Linked DNA regions of Homo sapiens: region 1 is linked to region 2. Evidence: chromatin contacts called from ENCODE Hi-C or POLR2A ChIA-PET data. All regions are on one chromosome and are shown on one strand. Each heading gives the region's core, a stretch centred on a gene start or an enhancer-like site at or near the end of the contact. The rest is flanking DNA. Distances are from core to core; before and after follow the strand shown.

Region 1 (6,470 bases), core at 1,902-4,401, 3.2 Mb after region 2:
TTTTTTTTTTTTTTTTTGAGATGGAGTCTCACTCTGTCTCCCAGGCTAGAGTGCAGTGGCGCGATCTTGGCTCACTGCAAGCTCCGCCTCCCGGGTTCATGCCATTCTCCTGCCTCAGCCTCCCAAGTAGCTGGGACTACAGGCGCCCGCCACCATGCCCAGCTAATTTTTTGTATTTTTAGTAGAGACAGGGTTTCACCGTGTTAGCCAGGATGGTCTCGATCTCCTGACCTCATGATCTGCCTGCTTCCGCCTCCCAAAGTGCTAGGATTACAGGCGTGAGCCACCGTGCCCGGCCTGGACTGTCTTTATAGATCAGTGCAAAATAGGCAAGAAGGACAAAATAATATTTTGAGATTAAATTATGTTTCCTCCTTTGCTGCTGCTTTATTCAAGCACTTAGCTGAGGGTGTTCCTTGTTGAACTGGAGGAAATTTGGGGGCAGAACACTATAAACAGTCCTTCAGAGAGCTTGTTACCTGTAGGCTCAATAAGGCCTCAGATAAGCTGGAGTTTGCCCCTCAAAATATTGATCTGTACAGTGTTTTGCTGAAATTTACATTTGTAGATGTTTAAAAATGAGATGTCACATAAAAATCTGGGTTCCTGGGTTTTCTTTCAAAACGTGAAGACAGCTCAAGCAACTTCATTTGCCTGCTTGGCAACAACCAGCTGGATCTGAACTTCAGCTGTTGCATTTAGGATGGCATAATAATCAGGATAATGTGAGCTGCTGTAACAAATCGCCTCTCATATTTCAGTGACATAGCACAAAAGAAGCTGATTTCTCACTTACATATGACAAGTCTGGTGCAGGTGATTCAGGGACCTGGGGCTCCCTCTTTGCTGTGTCTCCACTGTCCTTAGGGGCCAGGGAGTTTTTTGTTTTCAGCCTGTGGAATGGGAAAAAGGAAGTGGAGAAGCACACCCATTTCTCAACCACCCTGGCCTGAAAGTGACACACATCCACTTGGCCCACATTCCACTGGGGGGACCCAGTCATGTGGCTCACCTAGATGCAAAGGGAGCTGGGAAACATGAAGCCGGTTTGAGCAGCCACTTCCTGCCATCAACCCTATCCCATGGATGGGGGAATCATAAATGTGCAGTGGCCGCGTGCACCTGTGCCACAAATGGACAGGTGAACTCAATTTGCCACAGTTCCCACTACTTGTTTCATATCCCTGAGTGGCCCCTGGAGGCATTTGAGTTTGTGGCTCTGGTTTAAGGTGTTTGTGGGCACAGTGTGAGGAAGAAACATGGAAAAGACAGATTTTCTCTAGACTGAAAAGGAGATTGCCCAGGGGCGGGAGGAAGACAAACAGAGGTCAGTGGGTCCTGAGGCTGACTGTATGTGTGACTTGTGTCCCTGAAATACCATCTTGGAAACTGCAGGACCCCCGGGAGGAATGGCTGCAGGGGATGTCTTAGCAGATGAGACAATAGCCACCGCCACCCCACCCCAAATTCCTGTGCCCCTAGTGGGATACAGAAGTAGTAGGTTGCTCATCAACCCAAGCAGCCACATCAGCTTGGGCAGTGGAAACAACTCAGCCATATCTTTTGGGAACAGAGGACCAAATGGATGTGCTGTCCCTTCTCCCAACCCACTACATGGGACTGTGTATAGCCCTGGTGTTAGGAACTAACTCCAGGAAGGATGAAGGCTGACTCCCTTAGTCTCCAGTAGATAAGCTGCTAGGGGCAGCTACTAATATATAATAACTGAGTTATTTACGTAAAATAATGGATATGTGATGCTTCTTGCATGCCTGAGTTTCTGGGCTGAGATTTATTCTGTCTTGAATGTCGCGGTTTTCTTAATGAAGTTGCTGAGGAACGCAGGGGCCTTGTTCATTTTGCCTTTTTCTGGAAACTTTGTCCTCCAATTCCCAGATCCAGAGCAGTGCCTCTGCTCTCAGCCCCATACCGCCCACATTCTCATTAGGAAAAGCAAACAAAAGCCAAAGTCCTGTCCAGTTACAAGCCTTCTCTAAACGGGGCAGTTGGACTGTATATATTCCTGGCGCATCAATTTTACTCAGACAGGGAAAATATTTTTACATTAAAAGAAACTAGGTTAAATTATGGTAGAGAATGCAAAATTCACAGTTTAAAAATGATGAAATTCCAGACTTCAAAGGAACTTCTTTCTTGCAGGGTAGGGGGAGGGTATTCTGTTTCAGAACCCCATGCGGGTCTCCACTGGAGTTCTTTTGAGAAGGACACTTCTGTGGAAAAGTTTGAGCAGCTCTGGCCCTGCGCCTGGCCTGGCTAGGGGCCACCTTCTTCTGGTTTGGGCTGCAGCGCCCTATGGGTATCGCGTTCTTGTTAATATCTCCTCACGTTTCTAAACTCACAGCTTGTCAGCGCGGGCGCAACCTGAGAGCTGTCGCAGGTTTCCAGCTCACTCGTTTCCCAAAGGAGGAAATGGAGAATCAGCGACTTTAAAGGACTTGCCTGGCGGGCATCCACGCTTCCCAGGCTATCGCTCCTCCCTGCGTCCTTGGCCACCTCCGTTCTTTAATCCTGCAGGAACTCAGGACCCACGTGCAAATACAAAGAACCGTATCCACCCACCCCCGGCCCTTCTTCATCCTGCGCTTCCAACCTTGGGGGGGTCCTCTCTCTCCACTGGGGTATCTGACGCCCGTGGGGGGTGCTTAGAAAAGTTTGGTAGATTAGTGACTGGTGGTTCTGGAACAAATACATCACAGCCCAAACTGGGGGCTGGTGGTGGAGAGGTGGGTGGATGGGGGCTACAAATCTGCTCGGCAACTGCCCTTTCAGCCAAGAGAGAGGAGCTGAGGTCCTCTGGGGTTGGAGGACTGGAACCGGCCAGATTGCGGGCTCAAGGGGCGAAGGCAGGTTGGCAGGGGCAGCCTCTTCCCGCCGCCCACAATCCTCGGGCGGGCGCGCAGCCGAGCCGGCTCGGCTGGCTGGCGCAATCTCGCGCGCTCCTTGCATTGATCAAAAATGGGGGTTGAAACAGTAAACGCGAGGAGGAGCAACTGCTTCGACTCGGCTCAGAAGCGCGACCAATGGGGATGTGAGCTCCTTCGCGCGAACCAATTAGCGCAGGGCCTGCGACAGCACGGGCCAATGGGGCGCCGACTCGGCGCAGGAACAAGGCGGGGGTTCGGGGCCGGCTGCAGACTCTCACCGCAGCGGCCAGGAACGCCAGCCGTTCACGCGTTCGGTCCTCCTTGGCTGACTCACCGCCCTGGCCGCCGCACCATGGACGCCCCCAGGCAGGTGGTCAACTTTGGGCCTGGTCCCGCCAAGCTGCCGCACTCAGTAAGTCCCCGCGAGCGGGCGCCGGGAGTGAGGTTCAGGCGGGAGCACGCACGCGGGTGGGTTTGCATCCCTGCGTGTGGCAGTCGGATTCCCGCTCCCTGCCTTGAGTCCCCTAGGCGCTTTGCATCAGCGTGCACAGCGGGATCAGCAGCTCCGGCAAGCGGGCTTCGGGAAGAATGCAGTTGGTGAGGAAGCTCGGCGAGGCGTGCCCGTGCAGCTGCCCCTGGCCCTGACTGCTGGTGCGAGGCAGTGCACGACTCAGCTGGCCGGGGCCTGCTGTCCCGCCGGTGCCACGCACCTGCAGACGCCCGGGCTGTGCCATCTCCTGGGCCGGTCCGGGGGCTGGGGCGGGGCGAAAAAGAAAAAGCTCTGATCTCTGCCTTCGCCTCGCGCAGCTGTGCGGCGAGCCCGGGCAGTGTGGAGCGGATGCATGAATGGACATAGTGTGAATGAGTGATGAACGGGAATGAACCGATGACAGGTTTTGCATATGCAGTGGATCACGTTAGCTGAAAGGGATTGCAAACTTAAAGGTCCGCGTGTGCGTGCCCCCCTACGCCTTACACCAGTGTTTGCTTTAGCCAGCACTTAGGAACACTGCTTTTCAGAAATGTAAATTTGAAAACCTTCAGTCCAGCTTTCCCCTCCTTGTCCCCCATAGAACCTACCCTTTCCTAAAGCCTTTCTCCCCACCCCCCTCCTTTTTTTAACCTGCTTGTCCCCTAAAGGCGTTCGAGTATTCTAACTCTGGTAGACTTTGGGCTGCTTAACCCAATTCCCTGTTCATTTCGTTCTGGAGTAAACCGAGTGATTGAATTCTCTCCCGGGCCACAATCAGATCTTGCTGGTGGAACTCACTCTCTGCCTTCCCAGGCCCCAGCCCGGCTCCTCCCCTCCCCCGCCAAACCCACCGTCCCCAGCCCCACCCGCAGTGAAGAAGGCAAAGTCTCCGATGTGCCTTGAGCCCATTGTCAGGCGGCTGCCGCCGCCGTTAGATTTTTATTTTTCTAACCAGGATAGAGCTGATAATATGTTGGAGCAGCATGAGGCATAGCCAAGTATTTTACAATTATCAATTGTTGAGCAGAGTAGAAATCTCCCTGGGACAGAGCCTCCTCTGTGTTGTGGTAAGAACAGAGAATCCAATTTTAAAGGGGAAAGGACTTCTTACTTTTCTAGGGGCAGCGCTCACAGTAGCTGAGAGGACAGGGCTTATTTTTTCTCAGTGGTTACAGTTCATTTTAGGCGAGATTCCCTGCTCCAGCTGTGGAGATGTTTCCTGTAGCCTCCTCCTGCACCCCCCATGTTTTGGAGTGTTCCCAACGTTTGTTCCCTATGTATTTCGTTATTAATTTATTACTATAATTGTAATGGCAATTGTCATCAGTAATACAATTATTTGTTATTAATTTTTCTGGGAGGATTTTTGCCCTTGGACTGCATGTAACCTGGGGGGCAGGAGGGTGAGGGGGCAGGCAGATGTTGCTTTTTATGTATTTCCTTGATTTAGTTGAATTGTAAATATTAGAGAAGCTTTCAAACTTCTTTTGACTGTAACCTACAGTGAAAAACATGTTTACAAAATGACAAAGTATACACATTCAATTGTAACAAAAATAAATGCCTTATGAAATGATGTGTAGCCTAATTACCTGTGACATACACTATTTTGTATTCTATCCTGCTCTAGTCTGTTCTGTTTCATTAAAAAAATTAGTCGTGAGCTGGGTGTGGTGGCGCACGCCTGTAATCCAAGCAACTCAGGAGGCTAAGGTGGGAGGATCTCTTGAGCCCAGGAGTTTGAGGCTGTAGTGAACTGTGATTGTCCCACTGCATTCCAGGCTGGGTGATAGAGCAAGACCCTGTCTCTTAACAAAAAAAAAAAAAAAAAAAAAAAAAAAATTGGTTATGATCCACAAAAGCAATGCATTCTTCAACTGGAAAAAAAAAAACCTACTGGATTAGGGAGGTGTGATTTTTCAGTAGGAGTCTTTAAAACTGTTTGTAATTATTTTGGTTATAAACTTTTATAGAACTATTTTCAATGAATGCTGTCTATAAGAAAGATACAGTCTCAGGAGCAAGTTCAAAGATTATTCACAGATGAATGTTTCTCTTTACTAAAAGAAAAGATTCACTCTATTTTATTTGATCAGCTGGTGCTAACAAGCATCCAACATTTCAGAAAACAATAACACATTCTTAGACCCAGTCGTCAAGGCAGTCTTTTTTTTAATCTAATTCTTTTTTTTTTTTTTTTTTGAGAGAAGTCAAGCTCTGTCACGAGGCTGGAGTGCAGTCGCTTGGTCTCGGCTCACTGAAACCTCCGCCTCCCGGGTTCCAGCGATTCTTCTGCCTCCGCCTCCTGAGTAACTGGGATTACAGGCACCCACCACCAAGCCCAGCTAATTTTTGTATTTTTAGTAGAGACGGGGTTTCACCATGTTGGCCAAGATGGTCTCAATCTCTTGACCTCATGATCTGCCCGCCTTGGCCTCCCAAAGTGCTGGGATTACAGGCGTGAGCCACCACGCCCGGCCTTGTCTAATTCTTTATTGTTAAAATACTGTTTTTTGAGACAAGTTGCAATCCAGTTTAGGTTATAGCTGTGTTTTAATGATGCCCTCCTTAGCAAGCATCTTAAAAAAAAAGGTGCCTCCTATCTGTAGACCTTCTCTGGCTGGTTGCTTTTGCACTTATTTTGTGTTCATTTTTAAAGCTTTTCTTTTTCTCTTTATTTTTTATTAAGGGAATCCTCACATACACAAAGATAAAAGTAGTGTAATGAACCTCCAAGGACCCATCTCTGAGACTCAACAATTATCAACATTGTGCCAGTCTTGTTGCAGCACCCTGGGACGAATCTTATTCACAGCAGGCTCTTCCTTCTTCCTGCCCACCCCACGCTTCCCAGTCTAGCACCTTAGACCAAAAGAGATCGGAAAATTGAGTTACCTGTATAATCTGGGCATAATTTTTTTATCGTTGTCCCTTTAACCCAGAACTTTATGCATTCTTTACTTTAGCTTTAGGAGAGTGGTGAATGAGATTTGTGAAGGGGACATTTTCTAGGGAATCGGTAAATTCGGGCCTTTGGAAAAAGTGTATCAACATCAGTCACATTGCCTAATTTCATGCTTACCTTGTGTGTAAGTTGCATAATCGCTGGCTTT
Region 2 (3,998 bases), core at 1-2,500:
GTTTTTTCTTTCCCCAAATATACAATTAATTTACAATATTGACTGTTATTTTGAACTTATGCCATTGGCTTCCTTGTGTGCTCCAGTTCTTTCCTCCCACCGAAGATTCAATCCGATAGATCAGGGGTAGGAAAACTTTTTCTGTAAAGTGCCAGACAGGAAATGCTTTGGGCTTTGCCAGCTGCTACTCAACCCTGCTGGGTAATGCGAAAGCGGCCACAGAAAACACAGATGCAAATGAGCGTGACCGTGTTCCAGTAAAATTTTACGGACACTGAAATCGTAATTTCATGTAATTTTCACGTGTCACAAAGTATTATATTTCTTTTTATTTCTTTTCAGTCATTAAAAAAAGTAAAAAAAAAAAAAATTCTTAGCAGGCCTTACAGTAACAGGCAGCAGGCGGGCAGTAGGTCATCACCCCAACGCTAGAGGAATGAGACCATATCGATCCGCGAGGATCAAGTCCTGATCCTGTCCCTGGCGACTTCTCCAGGCTGCGCGGTCTCTTGGAGGCAGCGTTCCCATTTTCAGGATTATTCCGGGGCGCTAGAGCACCACGCCACCATGAGTACACGTCCTCCTCGGCAGGCCACCTATCAGCTCTGTGAGGGTGGCAAGAGTCCAGGCAAGGCTTTCAGGGCGCAACCAAGTCCCGGGCTCCAGCACAGAAACCCTCTGGAAACACCTCCAGGCCCCAGCAAGGCGGCGCGGCGCGGCAGGGGCGAGCAGGTACGCACTCACCTGGCGCCAGTTCGAGTCCTCCCAAACACAGCGGCAGAGGCGACAGCCAAGCGCGCGCCTGTACCCAGTGCGCCGCTACCCGCAGCTCGCTCCCCGAGAGGCCCACAGCCCCTTTCCCCACGCTCCTCCTGGGTTAGAGGGATGCCAGGTAGGGGCGGTCACCAGAGGCCCCTTTTCTCTACTCTCGGCGCCGGGTTCCAGCCCCCGTTGGGGCGGGGCGGGGCGGGGCGGGGCTCCGGCTAGCTTGGCCTCTTCCGCGCGCCCCTGCGCAGCTCCGGCCCTTCCCTATCGGGAGCGCGCGCGGCCCGCGGCACTGCACTGGCGCACGCCCGCTTCGCCCTCGCTCGGCTCCGGCTGGTTCCGCCGCCGTGCGCGCCGCCCGCGCTCCTGCTGCGGCGAAGCTGCCAGCCCGGGAGCCAATTAGCGCTCGGCTAGGCGGGGTCCACTTCCTCGTCGGCCCGGCGCGCGCTCTGGACTGCTCCGGCGGCCGCGGGGCGGGGCGGAGCACTCGGCGGAGCCGCTCTGCCTGCGTCCGCTCTTCCCGCAGCCAAGGGTGGGCGCCGGTCCTAGGAGGCGCACGGTTGTAAGCCAGACAAAAAGAACTGGGGTGCCCGGAGTGCCAGGTGGCGGGCAAGCGGTGGGCTTTTCGGCGGGGTCTTTAGGATTTGCAGCTCCAGGAAGCGAGATGTCGAAGCCGCCACCCAAACCAGTCAAACCAGGTGAGGGAGGTAAGGTAGGCGCTTGCCAGGTCCTGCGACCGCCGCGGTGCCGGCGCCTCCTCTGCAGCTTGGCAGGGAGGACCCGGCGCGCACCCGGCCCCGAGCCTGGCTTCCGAGATCGGCCCCACCGGGATGGGCGCTCTTAGTTTTGCGTTCGCTGTTACGGAGGAGGGATCGATTTTGATAGCAAGAGGATTTCGAGGATTAATATATATATATATATTTAAAGGGGAGTAGCCCTCACTTTTGCTACGTTGTCATTCGCTGAAACTTTCAGAGGGTGTGATGGCAACGTCCCATGGAAGTTTTCCGGAAAGACAGGGCCATTGATCTCCCTTTAAAAAATGTCATGAAATGATCTTTAGCCACTTCCTCTTTTCTCAGTGTTTGTCACTGTCAAGTTAGGGTTCCTGACCGGCCAGAGCGAACGGGAAGTGCAATCCCTGCAGGGTGGGGTGGGCGAGCGAGCCTCCCTCGGGACTTAAGCGTGGAGCAGCGTTTGAAATTGACCTCGGGATCTTGGGAAGAGCGTTTAGAAAAAAACCCTATACTCGCGCTCCTGGTGGAAAGAATCTAGGATGCGGCAGTGATCTCAGCTGTTGCTATTTGGAAGTGTCATTTTATCATCTCCTTTGCCTTTGCTCTCCCAAAGACGTTGGCGTGCTAAACCTGAGAGGGCTGAGATTACTAAATTCCTCAAAGCAGTTTTCTGGGCGGATTGTCCTTGTTCATTTTTGCTCTGTTCTTAGAATATTTTCTGTGATATGCAGAAATAAGATAATTGTAAAAGAAACTGACGTATTTTAATTAAAAGTTGTAACATACTGTTCCGCTCATTCATTTGGGTAGGTAATTAGAAAGGACTGACGTATTTCAATACTTTAACAACTCTTACGTGCATTCATTTGGGTAGGTAATTAAGGGAAATACAGGAAATGGAAGATAAATGGCTCCGATGTATTCTTGGGTTTTTTCTTCCCATAGTGTAATTTCGGTATAGCGAAATGCTGAAATTTAATCCATTTACGTCAAATTTTGAAGTAACTTTCTTTGCAAGAGATGAGTTTCAGTGATTACTTTTTTCCTTGATTTTCCTAAACTCTATAGCTTTCATACTTATCTAGTTTTGTTTCTTTGCGTTCCTGCAGTTGGAGTATGAAGTCCCTTTATTTGATAATCATGTACGTACGTATGTGGAATAGTGCTTCACTGAGGACTGACATCTTGGTGGGCTGAGTGTGAAGGAAGTTGCTGAGACTGGCTCTGCCCTGGGCAAAGATGGGGCACAGCTAGAGTTGGGTTCTGCATTGCATTAGATGTGGAATCTGATGAGAAATTTCCATTTTAAGTGCATATGTATGAGGTAGCTTTCTAAACTCAGGTGCAAATCAGGACCTTAAGTATCTAACAGTGCAGAGTTGTTCTTTGATAGCTAAACAATATTTTATTTATCTTATTTTTTTCTGATCACCTGCTGCCAGTTGAAATACGTTAAAGAATGCCCTTTTTAAAAATCTCTTCATGCGTATTAAATGCTGTCTATATTGCAAATGGAGGGACATTGACAGGTGTGTGTGTGTGTGTGTGTGTGTGTGTGTGTGTGTACACAGTAATGTATACATGTGGGTTCATTCACACTTGGGGGTTTAAGGGTCATCCTGTTACTAATTGTGGATACATTCCCAGGAACCTCCTTTCTCCTTCACATCAGAAAGCTTATGGTTAAACATGACAGGTGTTTAGAGGGAACTTTGCATTTTATTTTATTTTAATTTGTTTTATCTGGTCCTTGATTCAGGATAAAGGGAATTTTGAATCAACATTAATTTACAAATGAGATCCAGACACAAAGTTACCATAGAAATGGGTTTGCCAGTTTAGTAATTTACAGTGAGAAACATTACTGCCAATCAGAGTTGAAACTTTGTGTGGGCTAGCTTAGTTGAAGAAAAAAAAAAAGCGATGGCCAGGAGCAGTGGGCCATGCCTGTAATCCTAGCACTTTATGAGGCTGAGGTGGGAGGATTGCTTGAGGCTAGGAGTTTGAGACTAGCCTGGGCAACATAGCAAGACCCCGTCTCAACAGAGTACAAAAAACAAAAACAGAAATGTCCTATCGTAGTACTGTCCCACATTTACTGTGTGTTAGGCAATGGTATAGTCACTTTACACGTGTTAACACATTTGCTGCTCTCAACAATCTTATGAGATCAGTACCATTATATTGTTCCTGTTGCACAGATGGGGAAATAAAGATGCGCAGAAATGTTATTTAACTTGTCTAAAGTCAACAGTTAGAGTGGGGGATGTAGCAGGCAGTATTAAAACCCAGGTAGTCTGGCTTTGAAGTCTGCACTTTTTTTTTTTTTTTTTTTTTTGAGACAGACTCTCGCTCTGTTGCCCAGGCTGGAGTGCAGTGGCGCGATCTCGGCTCACTGCAACCTCCGCCTCTCGGGATCAAGCAATTCTCTGCCTCAGCCTCCCGAGCAGCTGGGATTACAGGCAGCCCGCCACCATGCCCGGCTAATTTTTTTTT

What was found. Hi-C counts contacts between places; a loop is a spot of excess contacts on that map. ChIA-PET counts read pairs that join two places held with the same protein, here RNA polymerase II (POLR2A). Pooled maps may share reads with other maps.
Region 1: a loop to region 2 is called in a map of ascending aorta, with 4 times the contacts of the local background. The contact joins the promoter of PSAT1 here to the promoter of OSTF1 in region 2. A Hi-C loop is called at or near these places in 1 of 168 maps with a recorded cell type or tissue (ascending aorta) and 9 of 50 pooled maps. POLR2A ChIA-PET finds 5 or more read pairs at or near these places in 1 of 52 experiments (OCI-LY7).

What each region holds. Positions count from the first base shown.
Region 1 is chr9:78,293,974-78,300,443 of GRCh38, forward strand. PSAT1 (phosphoserine aminotransferase 1) reads left to right here and starts at 3,152. Exons shown (of 9, transcript NM_058179.4): 1 at 3,152-3,297. The coding sequence starts at 3,238. RefSeq lists enhancers at 2,238-2,507, 2,398-2,981, 2,982-3,565 and a silencer at 3,518-3,757.
Region 2 is chr9:75,087,264-75,091,261 of GRCh38, forward strand. OSTF1 (osteoclast stimulating factor 1) reads left to right here and starts at 1,251. Exons shown (of 10, transcript NM_012383.5): 1 at 1,251-1,463. The coding sequence starts at 1,430. NMRK1 (nicotinamide riboside kinase 1) reads right to left here and starts at 892. Exons shown (of 9, transcript NM_017881.3): 1 at 745-892. RefSeq lists silencers at 762-1,361, 1,552-1,641.